4 separate regions of the Homo sapiens genome follow, and all the other regions are linked to region 2. The links are chromatin contacts, found by Hi-C or POLR2A ChIA-PET in ENCODE. All regions are on one chromosome and are shown on one strand. The core of a region is the stretch at or near the end of the contact, and the rest is flanking DNA. Distances in the headings are between cores, read along the strand shown.

What was found. Hi-C counts contacts between places; a loop is a spot of excess contacts on that map. ChIA-PET counts read pairs that join two places held with the same protein, here RNA polymerase II (POLR2A). Pooled maps may share reads with other maps.
Region 1: a pooled map shows a loop between it and region 2 (12-fold over the local background). The contact joins the promoter of XPO6 here to the promoter of ARHGAP17 in region 2. A Hi-C loop is called at or near these places in 5 of 50 pooled maps. POLR2A ChIA-PET finds 5 or more read pairs at or near these places in 3 of 52 experiments (CD4-positive, alpha-beta T cell, OCI-LY7 and activated CD8-positive, alpha-beta memory T cell).
Region 3: a pooled map shows a loop between it and region 2 (8-fold over the local background). The contact joins the enhancer-like site here to the promoter of ARHGAP17 in region 2. A Hi-C loop is called at or near these places in 2 of 50 pooled maps. POLR2A ChIA-PET finds 5 or more read pairs at or near these places in 2 of 52 experiments (GM12878 and common myeloid progenitor, CD34-positive).
Region 4: a map with no recorded cell type shows a loop between it and region 2 (7-fold over the local background). The contact joins the enhancer-like site here to the promoter of ARHGAP17 in region 2. A Hi-C loop is called at or near these places in 3 of 37 single-sample maps with no recorded cell type and 2 of 50 pooled maps.

Annotation. Positions count from the first base shown.
Region 1 is chr16:28,208,777-28,213,645 of GRCh38, forward strand. XPO6 (exportin 6) reads right to left here and starts at 3,189. Exons shown (of 24, transcript NM_015171.4): 1 at 2,590-3,189. The coding sequence starts at 2,592. RefSeq lists silencers at 132-426, 2,937-3,426 and an enhancer at 2,309-3,307.
Region 2 is chr16:25,013,304-25,018,352 of GRCh38, forward strand. It overlaps ARHGAP17 (Rho GTPase activating protein 17), which reads right to left and starts at 2,066. Exons shown (of 20, transcript NM_001006634.3): 1 at 1,906-2,066. The coding sequence starts at 1,958. It also overlaps the pseudogene LOC100421171. RefSeq lists enhancers at 954-1,622, 1,623-2,291 and silencers at 1,605-1,654, 1,715-1,764, 1,825-1,874, 1,955-2,204.
Region 3 is chr16:28,186,235-28,191,159 of GRCh38, forward strand. All of the region lies in intron 1 of XPO6 (exportin 6), which reads right to left. Among named protein-coding and RNA genes, the nearest start is that of XPO6, 23 kb to the right of the region's middle. RefSeq lists enhancers at 1,438-1,607, 2,692-2,741 and a silencer at 3,134-3,273. Within about 2 kb of position 2,282, at least 11 of the 41 ENCODE cell types and tissues checked have a DNase peak (open chromatin) inside an H3K27ac peak, as active enhancers do; they include GM12878, where a contact is called at or near this core.
Region 4 is chr16:20,872,930-20,877,983 of GRCh38, forward strand. The region is part of intron 1 of DCUN1D3 (defective in cullin neddylation 1 domain containing 3); the gene reads right to left. Among named protein-coding and RNA genes, the nearest start is that of DCUN1D3, 25 kb to the right of the region's middle. RefSeq lists enhancers at 1,434-1,533, 1,784-2,003 and a silencer at 2,650-2,729. Within about 2 kb of position 2,067, at least 8 of the 41 ENCODE cell types and tissues checked have a DNase peak (open chromatin) inside an H3K27ac peak, as active enhancers do.

The DNA.
Region 1 (4,869 bases), core at 1,939-4,438, 3.2 Mb after region 2:
ATGCTGTAAGTTTCCCAAGGGGAGGAATGTGTGTCTTGTTCATCTGTACATGCCCTAGGCCCTGGTATATGGTGGTGGCTACTGAAAATTCACTTGTAAGATTTGTACACCCATATTCACAGCAGTATTATTCACAATAGCCAAAGGGTGGAAGCAACCCAGGTATCCACCGAAGGATGAAAGGATATATGAAATGCAGCACATACTCACAATGGAATTCAGCTTTCAAAAGGAAGGAAGCTCTGACACACGCCACCACACGGATGAAGCTTGAGAACACTGTGCCATGTGAAATAAGGCAGTCACAACAGGCCAAATACTTCATGACTCCACTTACATGAGCTACCTAAAGTAGTCAAATTCATAGAAATAGAAACTAAAGTAGGGCAGGGGAGAGACTGAAAAAAGACGGGTACAGGTTGTTTTGGGAAAAAACCTTTGGAGATATATGGTGGTGATCGTTGCACAACAATGTGAATGTTCTTAATTTCACTAAACTGTACACTTAAAAATGGTTAAAATGGCTAATTTTAATTATGTATATTTTACTACAATTAAAAAACAAAACTTAAGTATATTGAGGCCGGGCGCGATGGCTCATGCATGTAATCTCAGCACTTTGGGAGGCCGAGGCGGGTGGATCACCTGAGGTCAGGAATTCAAGACCAGCCTGACCAACATGGTGAAACCCCATCTCTACTAAAAATACAAAATTTAGCCGGGCATGGTGGCGCATGCCTATAATCCCAGCTACTCGGGAGGCTGAGGCAGGAGAATCACTTGAACCCGGGAGGCAGAAGTTGCCGTGAGCTGAGACTGCACCACTGCACTCCAGCCTGGGCAACAACAGCTGAACTCCATCTCAAAAAAAAAAAAAAAAAAAGCATTACTGAAAGAATAAATGAAGGAAGGAATGAGTGCTACTTTCATTAGCCACTAAATGTTATACCTCATACCTCTAGATTACTCTTTAGAGAAATCCTATCCCCAAATTTCATAGTTGAGGAAATTGGAACTGAGAGCTTAACTGATTTGCCACAATTCATACTGTGTAATATATATGTTAAAATACATAGACTCAGCTGTGCACGGTGGCTCACGCCTGTAATCCCAGCACTTTGGGAGGCTGAGGAGGACGGATCACTTGAGCTCAGGTTCAAGACCAGCCTGGGGAACGTGGTGAGACCTCATCTCCACAAAAAATTAGCCAGGCATGGTGGCACTTGCCTGCAGCCCCAGCTACTTGGGAGGCTAAGGTGGGAGGACTGCTTGAGCCCAGGAGGTCGAGGCTGCAGTGAGCCATGAACGTGCCACTGCACTCCAGCCTAGGAAACAAAGCAAGACCCTGTCTCAAAACAAATAAAAATAAAACACATACACTATACGTATAGCATATACTGTACGGTGCTGCTCAGCATTAATGGTGTACTTTACCCAGCTGGTTGTAAGCTCCATATCTCAGGACCTACACACTACCCACAGGCCCCTTGAATGTTTCGAAAATTCCACAGGCCTTAAGGTCTGTATCACAAAAGATGCAGCTATGTCCCTTTCTCTATTATACCACTAACTTGGCAGGGGTAAAATGGGTGAAACTGAGGAGAACAGCTCCACTCCTCGAGGTGCTCAACCACAGGCTAGGTGATCCAGTACTTACCAAGGGCTTACTATGTGCCAGGAGCTGGAGCAGATAAGGGTTCAAACAATTTGGTCTTTGAAGGAGCTGTGTATACCGCAATAGACAGATAAGGCTCAGAAATAATTACAAGAGCAAAAAGGCAAATGCTTAACAAAGAGATGTGGGTACACACATTTAGGGGAGTATTGAAAGTATCGGTCTAGAAAACGTGGAGATGTGGATACACAAAGAGATGTGAGTACACACATTTAGGGGAGTATTGAAAGTATCGGTCTAGAAAACGTGGAAGGTAGCTTCAGCAGAGATCAGAGCATGTAGAATAGCAGCCTCAGTGTCAAAAGATCACGACCATTCCTGACTTTGCCATCACCTGTGCAAGTGACCTCTGTAAATCGCTCTGTTTCCTCATATATAAACCTACAGCTAGATGAGATGTTTCTCCTACAATCACCCAGCTCTCTAAGTGTATTAGAGATGCCTAGGTTCAAAGTCAGATGCCTAGGTTCAAATCTTAACACTGTTAAAAAGTCGCTTGACCTTGAGCTGGGGAATTAATTGCTCCGTGCCTCAGTCTCCCCACTTCCGAACAGAGGGCTGGTGTGATCATTAAATACTACTGCACTGTCAATCACTTCGCGCAGGGCCTTGGCAAGTAGTAAGCCCTCAATAAACGATAGTTATTATCCGGAGGAGCTGCAGGAGGCAAACACCAGATGCAAGGGTTGTGCCTGCTGCGCTCCCAGGGCCCTCCCAGGCCTGAGCCATCATCCCTGGGGGGATGGGAGCGCAGGGCCGGGGCTGCACACTCTGCACGCATGTGTCACCGGCCAGGCTCCGCACGCGCCTCTCCCCGCCATGGGGAGAGCAGCGATGGCTCAGCAGCCCCGGGGCCCATTCCCACCCTTCCGGTAGGGCACCCCAGGAGGGAAGGGGGCTCCAATTCCACTTACCATGCTGGCCGGGGAGGGGGCGGCTCAGATGAGCTGGTTCTTGGGCTTCGGACACGTCCCGCTCGCACAGTTCAGGTCATGGTCCCGGCAGACTCGGGAAGTCCCCCACCCATGCAAAGACAACCCCTTCCCCACCGGGCCCCGAGGGGACCCTCTAAAAAGGGCAGGGCCGCCCGGGTCGCCTCATCGGGGGACCCCGAGACAATTCATCCAGACCCACCCGCCCCTCCCCAAGGAAACTGAAAAAGCAGGAAATGAGGCTCGGATGCCGGCGAGGAGGGCAGCTGCTCGGGACCCCCGCCCGGGCCCGACCCCCGCGGGGGAGGCTGCGGGCCCAGGCAGGGGCTCCCCGGCCTCCGCGGGCAGAGGTGGCGGCGGCCCCGGCCCCGAGGCTGAACGGGCGGAGGCTGACAGGCCTCGACCGCGCGGCCCAGGCGGCCGGCTCAGGGGAGAGGCCCGGGGGCCCGCGCTGTCCTCGCAGCCTCAACCCACACGGCCACTGCCGCCGCCCCCTAGAGCATCCTTGCGCGCGCCCGCCCTGGAGCCGCCCGCTAGTACCGCGCGGCCGCCCCCGACCAACAGCCCCAACGCGCCGGAAGTGGCGAGCGCCGGGCGGCCCCACAGCGCGGCCGCCGGGCTGCGGCGCTGGAACCGGACCAATCCGGAATCGAGCGGGGCGAGCGGGGGGAGCGGGCGGAGGGCGGAGGGCGGGGCTGCACCTGACGGCTCCCACTGGCCCCGCCTTCTTACCACGCCCTCTCTTGCCCCGCCCCCTGCGCCCACCGCCCGTGCGTCCACGCGGGCCGGCAGCCATCTTGGTAAAGGGAGCCCGGGCTGCCATTTTAGTAAAGGCGTGGTTTCCCTTTCGCTTTTTTCGCCCATTCATTCCGCTAAAATTTTAGTGAGTGCCTTTTACGGGCGGAGCATCGAGCTGGCAGCGTGACGACACGCGGCCCTATGGAGCTTACATTCATGCAGTCCACACACTCTTGCCCGACTATATTCCAGGCCCTGCTGTGGATGCTAGGACAGGGGAGATAAACGTAACTTCGATAGCCAAGGTGCTGAGAGAGGCAGAGAATGTGTTGGATTCCTGTTCCCATCCTCCAATCCACTTTACTCGTGAAAGTGCTCATCTTTATTTTGTTTTATTTTTGGGGACAGGTTCTTGCTCTGTTGCCCAGGCTGGAGTGCGGTAACACAATCATGGCTCACTGCAGCCTCAACCTCCTGGTGCGCCACCATGCCCAGCTAAATTTTTTTATTTTTTGCAGAGGTGAGGCCTCCTTTTGATGCTTGGGCTGGTCTGGAACTCCTGGGCTCAAGCAGCTTTCCTGCCTCAGCCTTCCAAAGTGCTGGGATTACAGGTATGAGTCATCCAGCCAGGCTGAAAGTGCTAATTTTAAGAAACAGTCAGGAAACTATCCCAAACAGCTGAGGTTGAGCCCGCGGGTGTGCCTACTACATAGATTGGAGCAAATCTATGTAACCCAATGGCCCTTGTCAACCTTAAATAACGAGATTGAGAAAATAGTATTTAAGTATAGGGTTTATTCAAGCCCGAAGCTTGAAGATGGCCCACCAGAAGTATAGTCCAATTAGTGGCAGTTACAAATGGGGTTTCCTTGTTTGTTTGTTTGTTTTTAAGACAGGGTCTTGCTCTGTCGCCCAGACTAGAGTGTAGTTTGTTGTTGTTGTTGTTTGAGACGGAGTCTCGCTTTGTCGCCCAGGCTGGAGTGCAATGGTGCAATCTCAGCTCACTGCAACTTCCGCCTCCCGGGTTCAAACGATTATCCTGCCTCAGCCTCTCGAGTAGCTGGGACTACAGGCACCCACCATGATGCCCGGCTATTTTTTTTATTTTTAGTAGAAACGGAGTTTCACCATAGTGGCCAGGCTGGTCTTGAACTCCCGACCTCAGGTGATCCGCCAGCCTCGGCCTCCCAAAGTGCTGGGATTACAGGCGTGAGCCCTCCCGCCTGGCTTCAAGTGGGTTTCTAAGGAAAAAAGAGGCATAACATAAGGTTGAATAGGAATGATGAGAAAGGGGGAAAAAATAACATAAGCTATTGCCTATACATTGTTCTTTGTATCACAAATTTCAGGAACCTGAAGGAAATGGGGGAGGCAGCTAGTCTGGAACAAAATATCTTTAAACAATTGTCCCCGAGCATGTGGAGGTGGGAGTGTGCCCGAACTCCCATACACAAGTCTCAGTGGACCTGACAAATTTTGCATACTTCACATAACTCAGACTTCCCTGAGCTATTTTTCTTTCCT
Region 2 (5,049 bases), core at 816-3,315:
GGTAGGCAAGCATGGCCGGAATTTTAAAATGTGAAGGTGCCAGGCAAGGTGGCTCACGCTTGTAGTCCCAGAACTTTGGGAGGCCAAGGCAGGCAGATCAGTTGAGGCCAGGAGTTCGAGACCACCCTAGGCAACATGGCAAATCCCCACTCTACAAAAAATACAAAAATTAGCGGATGTGGTGGTGCCCACCTGTAGTTCCAACCACATAGGTGGCTGAGGCGAGAGGGTCGCTTGAGCCCAGGGAAGTCAAGGCTGCAATGAGACAAGATCGCACCACTGCACCCCAGCTTGGGTGACAAAGGGAGACCCTGTCTCAAAAAAAAAAAAAAGTGTGAAGGGAGAAGCCTCTAAGATGACCCAGGAGTCAAAGAGACCCTAAATAGCTTGGTAGATTTAAGTCTCAGAACTTTGTATAAAAAGAGTGAAAGTCCCTTACCTGTCACGAACAATGTAAAAACAAGCCAAACGACTATTTGACAAATGTATCTTGGCACTTACTAAATACTAGTTCCACAATGCACGTTGCTCAGAACACTAACAAGGGTACGAAACTCACAAGAAATTATCATGTGCTTGTAAACTGTTCCTTGAAACATCAGCCGCCATTACCACACGTCTACCTTCCTCTCAGCATTATTTCTTTAATTTTCCTGCAAATAACAGAAAAGTAGGTTTGTCTGGGCTTTAGGGGCAGCGATTAACCCTGAAAATAAGAGTTAATTCTCACCACAATAATACGGTAGGGAATCGAAAAAATTAAACAAGGAAACTAAGCAAAAAGATGGAGGAAATGAAACAGTAAAAAGCAAATTTAGAAAACTCGAGAGGAAGTAAAAGTATTTTCATACACTCAAAAAAAAGAAGTGTCCCACGTGCTTCAGCCAAACCAAACTCCCCTTAACTGTTAAAAACAGAAAATCAAAAGAAGAGCTGTGAGAAATTCATACTTTCGTATCTCTTTGCTGAATAAACACTAAATCGGTACAGTACAGCCAGCTGCCCTGAAAGACCTTGAAATATTAGCCCCAGATAATACAGCACATGACAGTCACCTCCAGAAACTCTCAAAAACCACAAATCATTTCTTGTTCTGACAACCTGATCTACCAACTCTGGTCTAGCCTGCCATTTAATAATCAATAACGTTTCTTGTTAAGCACTTCAACCGTAGCAAAGGAAGATAAAGAAGCATTTGTTTCCAAACCTAAGGTGAGACTTTTTAAATTGGCGCAAGGCGTCTCCATAATCCTTTTCCGCCAATTCCTAATTTCTAAATGTCAAGAACTGGCAGCAGCAGTCCAGTTCCTAGGAGCCCTGGTTTTGAGACAGCACCACCTCCGAATTCCCTCAAAGGGCGTTCTGAACTCACTGAGCAAATCCGGCTGGCTTTCATGTCCCTCTAGCCATTTCTTGCCGCCATGCACTTACAGGAGAAGGACTCGCAAACAGCGGGAGCACCGGGAAAGCCTGGGACTGCCGCCCCCCACAGCACAGCGCTCGGCACAGCGTTAGGGACAGAAGTCACCGTTGTTGAGCCCAGGGCAGCGATCCCAGCTGGCTCGGCCCCCGGGAAGGGAGGAGAAGGACCGGGTCTACTCCCCGAGGGCGATGCTCCCGGGGCAGGGACAATGGGCAGGGGACCCCGCGGTGTGGCGGAGGAGGCGGCGGCCCTCCCCTGCAGGTCTCGGGAGCCCGGCGGCGCTGAGAGACAGGCGGGCCGCCTGGAGCGCGGCGCTCGGGCCTCAGCGCGGCGCAGCCCCCGGGCCCGTGCCCCGCTGGTCTCGGGCAGGGGCTGCGGCCCAGCTCAGAGCCGCCGGACCGCGGAGGAGCCGTCCCGCCCCCGCGCCCTCCGCCCTCCGCCCCCAGCCCCGGTGCGACCCCCGTGCTGCCCGGCGCACTCGCCTGCCCACGGTCTGGTTAGCCAGCTGCTTCATGCGGTTGAACTGCTTCTTCATGGCGGCGGTGGCGGCGGCGGCCCGCGGGGCTCGGGCCGGGCAGGGCGGGGGACAGCCTGGCAGCTACTACATCGCTTCCCGGCCCAAACGGCGGCGCGGCGGTGGCTCCCCGGGCCGGCGGCCCCGCCCTCGCCTCGTCACTTCCAGTGGCACCGCCCGCCCGCCCTCTAGGTCTGGCCGAGCCGAGCTGAGCCCGAGTAGAGCCGAGTCGAACCGAGCCGAGGCTAACAGTGCCTTACCTGACACGGGCGAAGAGCTAGAAGGCCCCGGGCGAGAAGACCACTAGGCCTCCTCCGCCTGGCCTCCCCGACCCCAACGCTGCCCGGTCACCCTCTCGTTTATTTCAACGTATGAAAAGCTGTTTCTAGCAGGGCGCAGTGGTTCAACGTTGTAATCTCAGCACTTTGGGAGGCCGAGGGGGCAGATCACTTGAGCTCGGGAGTTCGAGAGCAGCCTGGCCAACACGGTGAAATCCTGTCTCTACTAACAATACAAATTTAGCTGGGCGTGGTGGTGGACGCCTGTAATCCCAGCTACTCAGGAGGCTGAAGCAGGAGAACGGCTTTTACCCGAAAGGCAGAGGTTGCAGTGAGCCGAGATGGCGCCACTGCACTCCAGCCTGGGCAACAGAGTGAGAGACCCTGTCTCGAAAAAAAAAAAAAAAAAAAAAATTAAAGTCAATGTGTGTTTTCCTTAACACACGTGCTCACACACTCATGTCTTCCTGGTTTGGTGGCCTTGGCTCCAGGTAAGCCCCTTCTTTGCATTGGATGGGCAGCAATGTGGCTTCTTTCATCAGCCACATCTCAAATGTGCTCCTAAATGTCATAGAAAAAGGAAAGAGCTCCCTAACTATGGGATAAAGGAGACTGATGCCAGTTTGGAATTCTTAATATCAAAGAATGAGGGACTTCAAGATCTTTTTAGTGACCTAGGAGAGACCTAGGAAGCATCAGAGCTTCAGATAGGGCAGCAAACTAAAAGTTATCGACATCAATTACAACAGAAAGAGGTAGAAATGAGCCTTCCTAAAACAAGAAAGCAAGCACTACAGGATCGGTTGCAGGACCGGCAGCCAGCCCTGGAGTCAGCACATTCAGGGAAGGCCGGAGGTTCCCATCCACACTGCATCCCCTCCATTCCATGTGGTACCCATCATGCTTCAGTGTTCCACGACGCTTACATGGGTTTTTATGACATAATTTCATCATAACAAGAAATAAACAGATAGTCCAATGAAGTTCTAAAACTTGAGTCTCCAGTTGGCCATTGGAAATGTATTGCTCAGACTTATAAAATAGGAGGAACAACTAGTTTTGATGAAAATGAAATCTACAAACTACAAACACCAAATATTAATATCATCAAGGAGCTCAAACAAAAAAGAAGTCAGGATACTGATGACCATCAGCTTGAATTATCAGTATTACAGAATGTTCATCAACAGAAATTGAGGGAAATAAGTTGTAAGCATCAAGAAAATCTAAGCAATTAGGAAGAAAAGATTGAAGAACTGGAAAATTTGTTACAGCAAGGTGGCTCAGGAATTACAGTACATGATCTCTCTAAACTTCAAGAGAAGGAAAACACTATTCATGCAAGCTCTACAAATTGAAAAAGTAGAGTCTACCAAAAAATTGAAGAATTTGAACATAGAGTAAAAGACAAATAAAAAATTATCTTCTGGGGCCAGGTGCAGTGGCTCACACCTGTAATCCTAGCACTTTGGGAGGTCAAGATGGGAAGATCACTTGAGCTCAGGAGTATGAGACTAGCCTGGACAACATACTAAAACCTCATCTCTATGAAAAATTTAAAAAAAAAAAAAAGGCCAGAAGCAGTGGCATGCACCTGTACTCCCAACTAGTTGAAAGGCTGAGGCAACAGGATCATTTGAGCCCAGGAATTTGAGGCTGCAGTGAGCTATTATCACACCATTGCACTCTTGTCTGGGTGACAGAGTGAGACCCCTAGCTGAAAAGAGGCTATTGGAAGAAACAACTCTGAGAAAACCATGAAAAGATTGTCCACTGAAGCTAACCTGGAGAGCTCTGCCTTACAGCTAGAGCAAGAGTGTGTAATTAAACTCAGCCACGAGAAAGACTCTGAAATGTCAGCACTCAAAAAGAATATTGAGGCTGGGTGCAATGCATCACACCTGTAATCCCAGCACTTTGGGAGGTCGAGGTAGGTGGATCACCTGAGGTCAGGAGTTCAAGACCAGCCTGGCCAACATGGTGAAACCCAGTCTCTACTAAAAATACAAAAATTAGTCAGGCGTGGTGGCGGGCGCCTGTAATCCCAGCTGCTGGGGAAGCTGAGACGAGACAATCGCTTGAACCTTGGAGGCAGAGGTTGCAGTGAGCTGAGATCTGGCCTCTGCAGGGTGGTCCAGCCTAGGTGACAGGGTGGTCCAGTCAAGGTGACAGAGACAACGTGACAAGGTTACTGTCTCAAAAAAAAAAAAAGAATATTAAACAGATGGACACTGACCATAAAGAAACTAAAGAAAAAGTGCTCCTAAATTTACTCCAAGAGATTGAAGAGCTAAGAAAATCGCTGCAGGAAAAAGATGCAACCATTAGATCCCTCCAAGAAGACAATCAGAGACTGATTTGATTTTGTCATCTAGTTGAGAAGAGCAGAAGCAATTGACACAACTTATAAGAGAGAAAGCAATTTTTTTAAAAAAAAACTTAAAGGAAGTTCAGAGCTTCCAGAGGAATTATTATACTAAAACCTTAAGAAAGAAAGAAAGAAATTTCATAGCAAACCATAGAGGAAAAAGACAGATGTCTTGCATCCATGAAAGAAAAAAAAATCTGATAGAAGAATTGAAATGACTCAGAGGACAACAAAGTCTAACTGCCCCTGTGGCTGAGCCTAGAATGGTAGATACTATTATGGTACTAGAATTGGAGATATTTCAAATGAAAATAATCAAAGGTAATCTTGAGGAGGGAATAAAGTATCATCAAAATATATTTGAAGGTTGGGCATGGTGACTCATGCCTATAATCCCAGCACTTTGGGAGGCCAAAATCACTTGAGGCCAGGAGTTCAAGAAATCACTTGAACTTTGGGAGGCCAA
Region 3 (4,925 bases), core at 1,032-3,531, 3.2 Mb after region 2:
TCTACGGAGCCCTAATCATCTCCTGCCTACGTTACTATAATTGCTTTTACCTGGTTTCCAGGTTTTCCAATTCCAATCCAAACAGTACTTTACCGCCAGATAAATTCTCTTAAATATAGATTTTTCTGCCCCAGTTATTCTTTTTTTTTTTTTTTTTGCTAAAGACATGGTCTCTGTTGCCAGGCTAGAGTTCAGTGGCATGATCCTAGTTCACTGAGGCCTCAAACTCCTTGGCTCAAGCAATCCTCCTGCCTCAGCTTCAAATAGCTGAGACTACAGGCACATGCCACCACATCTGGCTTTTATTTTCATTTTTGTAGAGCCTGGGTCTTGCTCTGTTGCCGAGGTTGGGGTTGAACACCTGACTTCAAGTGATCCTCCCACCTTGGCCTCCCAAAATGCTGGGATCACAGGTGGGAGCCTCTGCATTCAGCCTAATTTTTTTTTTTTTTTAGAGACAGAGTGTTGCTGTATCACCCCAGACTGGAGTGCAGTGGAACAATCACAGCTCACTGCAGCCTCAAACCCCTGGGCTCAGGCGATCCTCCCCACTTCAGCCTCCTGAGAAGCTGAGACTATAGGCACATGCCATCACACCGCTCCAATTATTCTAAACCTAGCTTTAATTCTGGAGTGACTAAGCAACTCAGCTATTTGTTGGAGAAATGAGAATTCAATACTCACTAAGTAACTGATATTGCTTAAATTAAGCCCCTGGGATACAATGATGAGTAAGACGGTCCCTAACTTCAAAGAACTGAAGGTGGCCTAGCAGTTACATCCTGTAGTCCTGGCGTACATATAAACAGCCTCAGAAGACCAAAGAGAAAACTAACTCTATCTGAAGGAAAGAAAGCTTCAAAGGGGTGATTTGGGTTTTGAAGAGCAAGGAAGTTTACTAGGAGGATAAGAAGGAAAGCATGCCTGATTCAATGTCACTCGCCATAGGAAGCCACTCCAATCTGAACACTCATGGTCTCATAAGCGAGTACCTAGCCCCATCCTGCATTTGCTTCTGAGACTGCAATTTATAGTTTAACCTTCATGAATTTTCCTACACAGATTACAGTACAGATCAGGTCATTTACATCTTGTGTCTTTGTCTTGTAATCAGTACTACAGAATTTTGCCCTTGGTGCTGTTCTCTGGTCATTTCAGAATGGCAAAAGTTTTAAAATGCAGGCTCTAGGGTCAGGTTCCCCAAGTTTGAATCCAAATGTGCAGCTTGACCTTGGCCTAGTTATTTAATGTGTCACTGTTTCTTCTTGTGCACAAGTGGGGACAGTAAAAGTACCTAACATATTGGGTCATTCTGAGAATTAAATAAAATGTAAAATACATAGTAAACACAATGTCAGGCATGAAGTGTGGGCTGAAAGTCACTGTTCATACGTCATAGATATTAGGCTTCTCTACCCAGAACATCAACTGTCTGGAAAGATGCTCTATCTAGTATGTCTGTATTTTCTACAATATCTACCATGGGCTGGTGGCTCAACTATCTTAAAGACCAAATTCAAGACAGTAAAAGGAACAAGAAAACTGTTGGTATCACTTTCAGTTTCTCAAGAATACTGGTAATTCCTCCAAATTGAAGATACATGTGACTCTTTACATTTTCCCCTTTAAGGGTTCTGACCATAAGCAGACTTCTGCTCACACGCAGATTCAATCTGTGTTGAAAAACAGGAGACTGCTAACACTGAGACTGAAGGTGGATAATAAGGTGCTTTTCCCTAAGATGTAGCAGCTAGAAGGTGGTTTCCTCAAACCCTGATTAAATCTGTAATATGTTACCTAATGGCCTCTAAAACAACCCCCTCTAAGCATAACCTTTTTACAAAATTAATCTTGGGGAATAATGACTATTTTTTAAATTTTTTTTAAATAAAGATGGGGTCTTGCTATGTTGCCCAAGCTAGTCTTAAAACCCCCAGGTTCAAGCAATCCTCCCACCTATGCCTCTCAAAGTTCTGGGATTACAGGCATGGGCCAACATGCCCAGCCAAAAATGACTATTTTTTAAAGACACTTCTATTAAGCTTTTTGCCATCCTTTCCCAGAGCCTCATTTTGTATAATCTACTAGGAGGTGAATCATATGGGTCTCCTATATTCAGGTTCATGGGCTCATAGATACCAAACCTCAACAAAATGAGGACTAGTATCCCAGAGTGCCATTCAAATATCCCTGTGGCATATCTAGAACAGTGTCATTACCCTATTTGCTGTATATAAAGGTTTCGAAGAAAAGTGATTCTATCCCTGCTGCCAACGAAGGTTAAAAAGTATGCAAAACATATCCGGTGTGTTACAACACATGCGATTAGCAAAGATATTCAAACTCATGTAAACTTTCTCTGAAAGCTAACAGGATTACCATAGATGTCTAAACTCTCAGATCATCACTCTCACTTCCCTACACCCTTCACCACTGCAAAAAAAAAAAAAAAAAAAAAAAAAAAAGGAGAGAAAAAAATCTTTGACCTGTAGGCCTGCACACAAGTATGAGATGAAATACTAAGCTTAAAATAACATGCATGGGAACCAGGGCGAGTGACATCTACCTATCCCCCTCCTGAAGTCATTCAGCTCAAAAAGCCAGAAAGCTAGAAAAGTGCATCAAGGAAGCCCCAGTCAGGAGAACGACATTCAGAACAATGCTTCCTCCCATCTCTCCCTCCGGTCACTACTGCTCTTTTGCATCCCAGCCCGTAGATATTTTCCTTTTCCTTTTGTTTTCTGGAGGCACAGGTCTTGCTCTGTCGCCCAGGCTGGAGTACAGTGGCACAAACTCTATCTCCCGGGCTCAAGCTATCCTTCTACCTCAGCCTCCCAAGTAGCTGGGACCACAGCTGCACACCACCACATCCAGCTGATTTTTGTATTTTTTGTAGAGCTGGGGTTTCGCCATGTTGCCCAGGCTGGTCTTAAACTCCAGGGCTCAAGCGATCCGCCTGCCTCAGCCTCCAAAAGTGCTGGGATTAGAGGCACGAGCCACCGCGCCCAGCTGACACTTCCTTTAAAAAAAAAAAAAAAAAGCACAGCATATTGAAGTGGAAATCTCACTTTATTCCTCTATTTAAAAAAAAGAAAAAGTGGTGAAGCCCACTGACCCTCCACAGTCTAGCAGTCAGCAGGGCAATCAGGGAAGCCCAGAGACACTGGATGACTCGCTCAAAGACACACAGCCAGTGAGCAGCCAGCCAGAATCTCAGCCCCAGCCACACCCATGTGAGTTCCTTTCCTTAGCCTGACTGTGATAGGACAGCGTAAGGCCAAGCAGAGGGAAGACCGAGGTACAAATATACATTGATGTAATTCATTCTAAACATTGTGTACAAGAGTTGCAGGAGAAAAAAAAATGTCTTCTACTGAAGCAAACAGACAACCACAGCATGTAACAGGACTGCTAAGGCTGGGCAGGCGCGCCCACCCCTCTATTAACACAATCTGGAACAAAGTCATCCCCTCGCATGAGAAAGGCTTCTTGTTTTCTTGTCTGCAGCTTAGATCTAGACATAACTTTGCACAATATCTTCACACAGACATTTAATATTTGATTAAAACATACACTCTGGCTGCATCTAAACATAATTTTAGTCATTAAAAAGCACTTTTCTGCTTTAATCTAAAACTACCATAAAGTTGATCGATGGCAGAACATTCCTCTATTATTTCTTGGGTTTGCACAAAGTGCCCAGTCAGATTGTCTGTCTCTTCCTCTAATTACTGCTGAGGACCAAGAGTTAGAAGCAAGATGACTGCCGGGTGTCTGGGCCAGGAAGTTCAACTGATCCCACTGTGGCAGTGATAACATGGAAGCAGCATATTTTCTCCCCATGGAGACCAGTTAGAGGAAACATCTTTGTATACAGAGGATGGTACGTTTTATGCTGGGAAACCTCATCCACATAGTATTGGAGAATGCATAAAAACAAGACTCATCAATCAGCTACCAATGGAGAGGTGCACCAGTTTCTTTCTTTATTTTTTTTTTTTTTTGAGACTGAGTTTAGCTCTATCGCCCAGCTGGAGTGCAGTGGCACAATCTCAGCTCACTGCAACCTCCACCTCCCAGGTTCAAGCAATTCTCGTGTCTCAGCCTCCCAAGGAGCTCGGATTACAGGTGCCCGCCACCACACCTGGCTAATTTTTTTTGAATTTTTATTAGAGACAAGACTTCATCATGTTGGCCAGGCTGGTCTTGAACTCTTGACCTCAAGCGATACCGCCCACCTCGGCCTCCCAAAGTGCTGGGATTACAGGCCTGAGCCAGCGTGCCCAGCCTGGTTTCAATAATTTTAAACAACAAATCTAAAGACTAAAGAGCATGACAAGTAAATGCTACACCTGACCACAGATTGATCCTGGACTGGAGGGAAAAAATGCTATGAAAGGCATGACTGAGCCAATTGACAAAACTGGAATACAGGTGGTAGTAGGTTAGATCAAAGTACTGAATCAATGTTCTATTAACCGAAGATGGTAACTGTACCATAGTCATGTGGGAGAATGCCCCTATTAAGAAATATATGATATAGGGCAATGGACCATGACAAAGGCAACTTACTCTAAAATTGTTCAGAAAAAAATACATGTGTGTGTGAATGTACATGCATGTACATGCATATATGTCTATATATACATATAAAGAGGGAACGTGCAAATAACGTTAACAGGACAAAATATTAACGGTAGGTGAGTTTGGGTAAAGGGTATGAGAGATCTTTGTATAACTTATTCCTTGAAATCTTTCTATTTGAAATCATTTTGAAATAAACAGTTTTTAAAATACCATCCACTGGCCGGTACCCTCTACCTTGCCCCTGGCTGCTCCCAGCTAGCTAGGCATATGGGAAAGAGAAATGGAGAAAAGGATACAATAGGAAAGAATTATTCTCTCAGGTGCCAGGTTTATTTTCA
Region 4 (5,054 bases), core at 817-3,316, 4.1 Mb before region 2:
ACATGGTGAAACCCCGTCTCTACTAAAAATACAAAAATTAGCTGGGCATGGTGGCACATGCCTGTAATCCCAGCTACTTGGGAACCTGAGGCAGGAGAACTGCTTGAAGTGGGACCTGGGAGGCAGAGGTAGCAGTGAGGAAGACTGTGCCACTGCACTCCAGCCTGGGCTACAGAGCGAGACTCTGTCTCAAAAAAAAAAAAAAAAACAACTAACCAATCCAATGATCCAGTGATTCTGGCTCCAGGGATTTTAAGGAAGTGTTTTTAAATGATGGGGGAATGGGGAGAAAAGCAGCTTAATCCTAAAGACATCTTTCACTTATATCTAAATTTCCTCAATTTATTCTTTCAAAAGAAGATCAACTTCCTCCTCACACTCCCTCCAAGGAAAAGAAGAGGACAAAGATGATGACCATCTTAAGGTCTAATGAGTAACAGTCCCCTTATCAAAGGTTTAACATCAGGGGTAGAAGGGTCTGGCCCATGGATTGAGTGATTCACATTCCCAGGGAGCAAGAGGCTCATTCAAAAGAGAAATGTGGAATGCCTGGAAATGGTCAATGGGCTGGATTTAGTGTGAAGACTAACATGGGCTGTCAAGCTGCAGACTGGGTCAAAGGACAGATTTGTAGCAGACGTGTCTGCCTTCCCAGCATCCAGGCTCTTCATCAGGTGATTACCCAATTTTCACCAGCAGATCCTTTTCCCTCGCTCTCGGCCATATGGCTGGGTGGGGTTCATAAAGAACTATGGGACTCAGCCCCACCAAGGCCTCACATGCCCCTGGCTTTAATGACTGGACCCAGGATATGCCCATGACAAGCCAGCCAGACAGAATCTCAACCCTGAAAATACAGGAGGCTGGAGATGCTACCAGAAAGAGCTACCAGAGAAAATAAGAATGCCTAGGGGGTCACTGTGAGGATTAAATGGTCCCTGTTTATCACATGGGGCTCAGCTCAAATGCATGTAGAACCCAAAAATGAAATCACCAAGTGGAAAGCAGTATGAAGAGACAAAGGGAAACTGAATTTTGAAGGCATTATTTACACCCTGAATCCAACTGTTCCTAGAGTCAAGATCAAAGCCTGAACTTCACAGGTGTGAGCCAACAAACTCTCCTTTGCATAAGTTAGATATCAGGTTTTCTATCACAACTGAAAGAGTCCCTACCAAGACACAGCTATGTCACTCAGATCTCTTCTATTCAGAGAGCAAAGAGAGAGAAGATCTAATTGCCAGATGTTCTGATTCATGGTTCAGAACCAACTGACTAGGCCACAATTTCTAGTCGAATATATCATAGGACCCTTAGCTGAACAACAGGACCAATGATCCCAAGTTCATGAAAGCTGTCAAATTCCATTATAACTACGTGGACCAGTAGGATGCTATTTAAAAGATGGTATGACTAACTGGCTACAAGAATCTTTCCAATTGCAATTTTTACACCGTTAGACCTCCTTCAAGTAGATATGCCACAGAATACTTCAGGAGCTTTATTCTATTGTGTACATATTTGCTGTCATCATCTTGTTCCCAAAGAGGAACCCCGTCCCAGCATTCAGACACCATGTGAAAGGCTGAAAGCAAAAATCTCTCAGAAGTCTTTCTCTGTACAATAACATGATCAACCTTCCAGCTGAAACAGGTATTTGATCTAAACCATATCCCATGAAACTGAAAGCCCAAATCTAACCTGAACTTGGCTACCCTCTTGGTTTCAATTCCTATCACTGAGACAATTTCTCTTTGATTTTACATGCCGAAGAGCCTATTAAGAAAGTGTTTAAGTTTCAAAGACTGACAGGAAATGCTCATGTTTGCACATCTTTATTTGAATACGTTCTCTGCAGGTTGAAACTTGAGGCCCCAAGGTTTAGGCTTTGATTTTTTTTTTTAAGTTACTTATTTTCACAAATGCTCATGTAGCATGAGGCCCCAGAGTACATTAACATGTGCAAAGATAAGCAGGTAATTAAAAATGGAGCTCTATACCTGTTGGAAGGCACTGTGGTACTGCAAGCTTTGCAAAGTAAGACATCTGATGATTCGTTCCTGCCCACTTCCCACCCACATGACCTGCCAAAATTGCTGCCACCTAATGGCCACCACAATGCTGTCTATTAAAACCCTGCCCTAGCAGCTATGCCCTATTTTAAGAAACAACATAAAAAATTTATAAAATAAAGCAGCAGCACCATAAGTTCTTTCAGTCATCAATAAGTCTGAAGACTCAAAGACAACTATGGCCCCAGAATAAACTGCGTGCGCTCATGCACACACACACACACACACACACACACACACACACACACACACACAAATGTTGCATCCAACAATAGGGGGTCCATGAAATTACATGCAACTTTTCTGAATTGCGTTCAGTGTCTTGACTGTTCTGCAACCAACATTCAATTCTCTCACTCAAAAACCAGTTGCACAGATATTGCAGCTCCTTCAGCTGCTCCAGTATAGTCATGTGCCTTCCAGGAGGGAAAGTACATGCATTGGATGCAAAATGACTAGGTTTGTACAGCCCAGCTCTACCAACTCTCTAGCTCACACTTAACCATATTCCATCTCAGTCTTCTCAGTTGAAAACGGGAACTAAAACAAATCACTGTGAACTAAATGACTATATGCAGAAGAATAAAACTAGATCCCCTCTCTCACACTATATACAAAAATCAAATCAAAGTGGATTGAAGATTTAAATATAAGACATGAAACTATGAAACTACTAGAAGAAAACACTGGGGAAATGATCTAGGACACTGGTCTGGGCAAAGATTTTTTGTGTAAGACCTTAAAAGCACAGGCAACCAAAGCAAAAAGAGACAAATGGGGTTATATCAAGCTAAAAAGCTTCTACACAGCAAAGTAAACAATCAACAATGTGAAGAGACAATCCACAGAATGGGAAAAAAAATCTGCAAACTATCCATCTGACGAGGGATTAACAGCCAGAATATATAAGGAGCTCAAACAACTTAATAGCAAAATAATAATAATAATAATCTGATTTTTATTTTATTTATTTATTTTTTTTGAGACAGAGTCTCACTCTGTCACCCACGCTGGAGTGCAGTGGCATGATCTCGGCTCACTGCAACCAATCACCTCCGAGGTTCAAGTGATTCTCTTGCCTTAGCCTCTCGAGTAGCTGGGATTACAGGCGCATGCCACCAGGCCCAGCTCATTTTTGTATTTTCAGTAGAGACAGTGTTTCACCATGTTGGCCAGGCTGGTCTCAAACTCCTGACCTCAGGTGATCCGCCTGCCTCAGCCTCCCAAAGTGCTGGGATTACAGGCTCGAGCCACTGTGCCCGACTCTAATCTGATTTTTAAATGGGCAAAAGATCTGAATAGATGTTTCTCAAAAGGAGACATGAAAATAGCCAGCAGGTATACGAAAAAATGCTCAACATCACTAATCATCACAGAAATGTAAATAAAAGCCACAACGAAATATTATCTCACCCCAGTTAAAATGGTTATGAAAAAAAAAAAAAACAGAATAATGAATGGCAAGGATGTGGAAAAATGGGAACCCTCGTATACTGTTGGTGGAAATGTTAATGAGTATAGCCACTATGGAAAACAGTATAAAGGGCCCTCAAAAAACTGAAAATAGAACTACTGTATGATCCAGCAATTGCACTACTAGGTATATGTGCAAAGGAAAGAAAATCAATATACTGGAGAGATCTGCACTCCCATGTTTATTGTAGCATTATTCACAATAGCCAAAATATGGAATCCACCTGAGTGCCCATCCATGGATGAATGGATAAAGAAAATGTGGTACATATACACAATGGAATATTATTCAGCCATAAAAAAGTATGAAACCCTGTCATAGGCAACACGGTTGGAACTAGAGGTCATTACGTTAAGTGAAATAAACCAAGCACAGAAAGACAAATAGCACATGTTCTCACTCATGTGTGAGCTAAAAAAGTGGATCTCAGGAAGAGAGAGACAGTTATCTTCTCTAGGTAGTTACCAGAGGCAGGGAAGGGGAGCGGGAGGGGAGATGAAAAGAAGTGGGTTAGTGGGTACAAACAGAAGTAAGACCTAGCGTTGGAAAAATCAGTAGGGTGACTCCAGTCAACAATAATCTAATGTACATTTCAAAATAGGTGGAAGAGAATAATTTAAATGATCCCGGCATAAAGAAAAGATAAATATTTAAGGTGATATAATATCCCAATTACCCTGATTTGATTTTTACACATAATGTGAATGTATCATATTATCACATGTCTCAAAACTACATATATTATTTATCAATTAACAAAAAAATGGGACTGAGTTCTGCGATGAAAAAAAAAAGGTCACGGTGAAGAATAAATGGCTGCTTCATATGAGATGGGTCTCAGTTCACGTGCTGACATGTGTTCCATGTTCAACCAATCCAAATGCCACTTCCCTCTAATTCAGCACAACGCTGTTTTACTTCTTCACGGCACTTACAACTCTGTGAAATTCTAATTTGCTGACTTATTTATTGCCTGCTCCCTCTAATAGCAGGCATTTTACCTGCCTTATTCGCCACTTTACCCTGTGCACCTAGGCTATGTGGCACATGGCACATTGATAAGTATCTGTAGAAGGAATAATAGTCACTGATACTGAGCACATGCTCTGTACAAGGCTTTATTGCTTTAAATATATTAACTCGTGATTGAATAAATGCTGAATCTGAGATGTTTAGCACTTTCTCACACACAATTAATACTCAATAAATGGTAGCTATTTATACCAATTCAAATTATAGGATGATGTCAACAAACACTCAACAGGAAAGAGTAAAGGGAGTTGAGTCCTAAGAATGCAGAACTCAATTCAGTTCTCAAGAGCTGATTTTTTCTTTTTAGAGACAGGATCTGGCTCTGTTGCCAGCCCAGAGTGCAGTGGTGCAATCATAACTCACTGTTAACTTCAAACTTCTGGGCTTAAACGATCCTCCCACCTTAGCCTCCCAAAGCAGCTAAGACTACAGGCACATGGTGCCACACCCAGCTACTTTTTTCATTTTTATTTTTG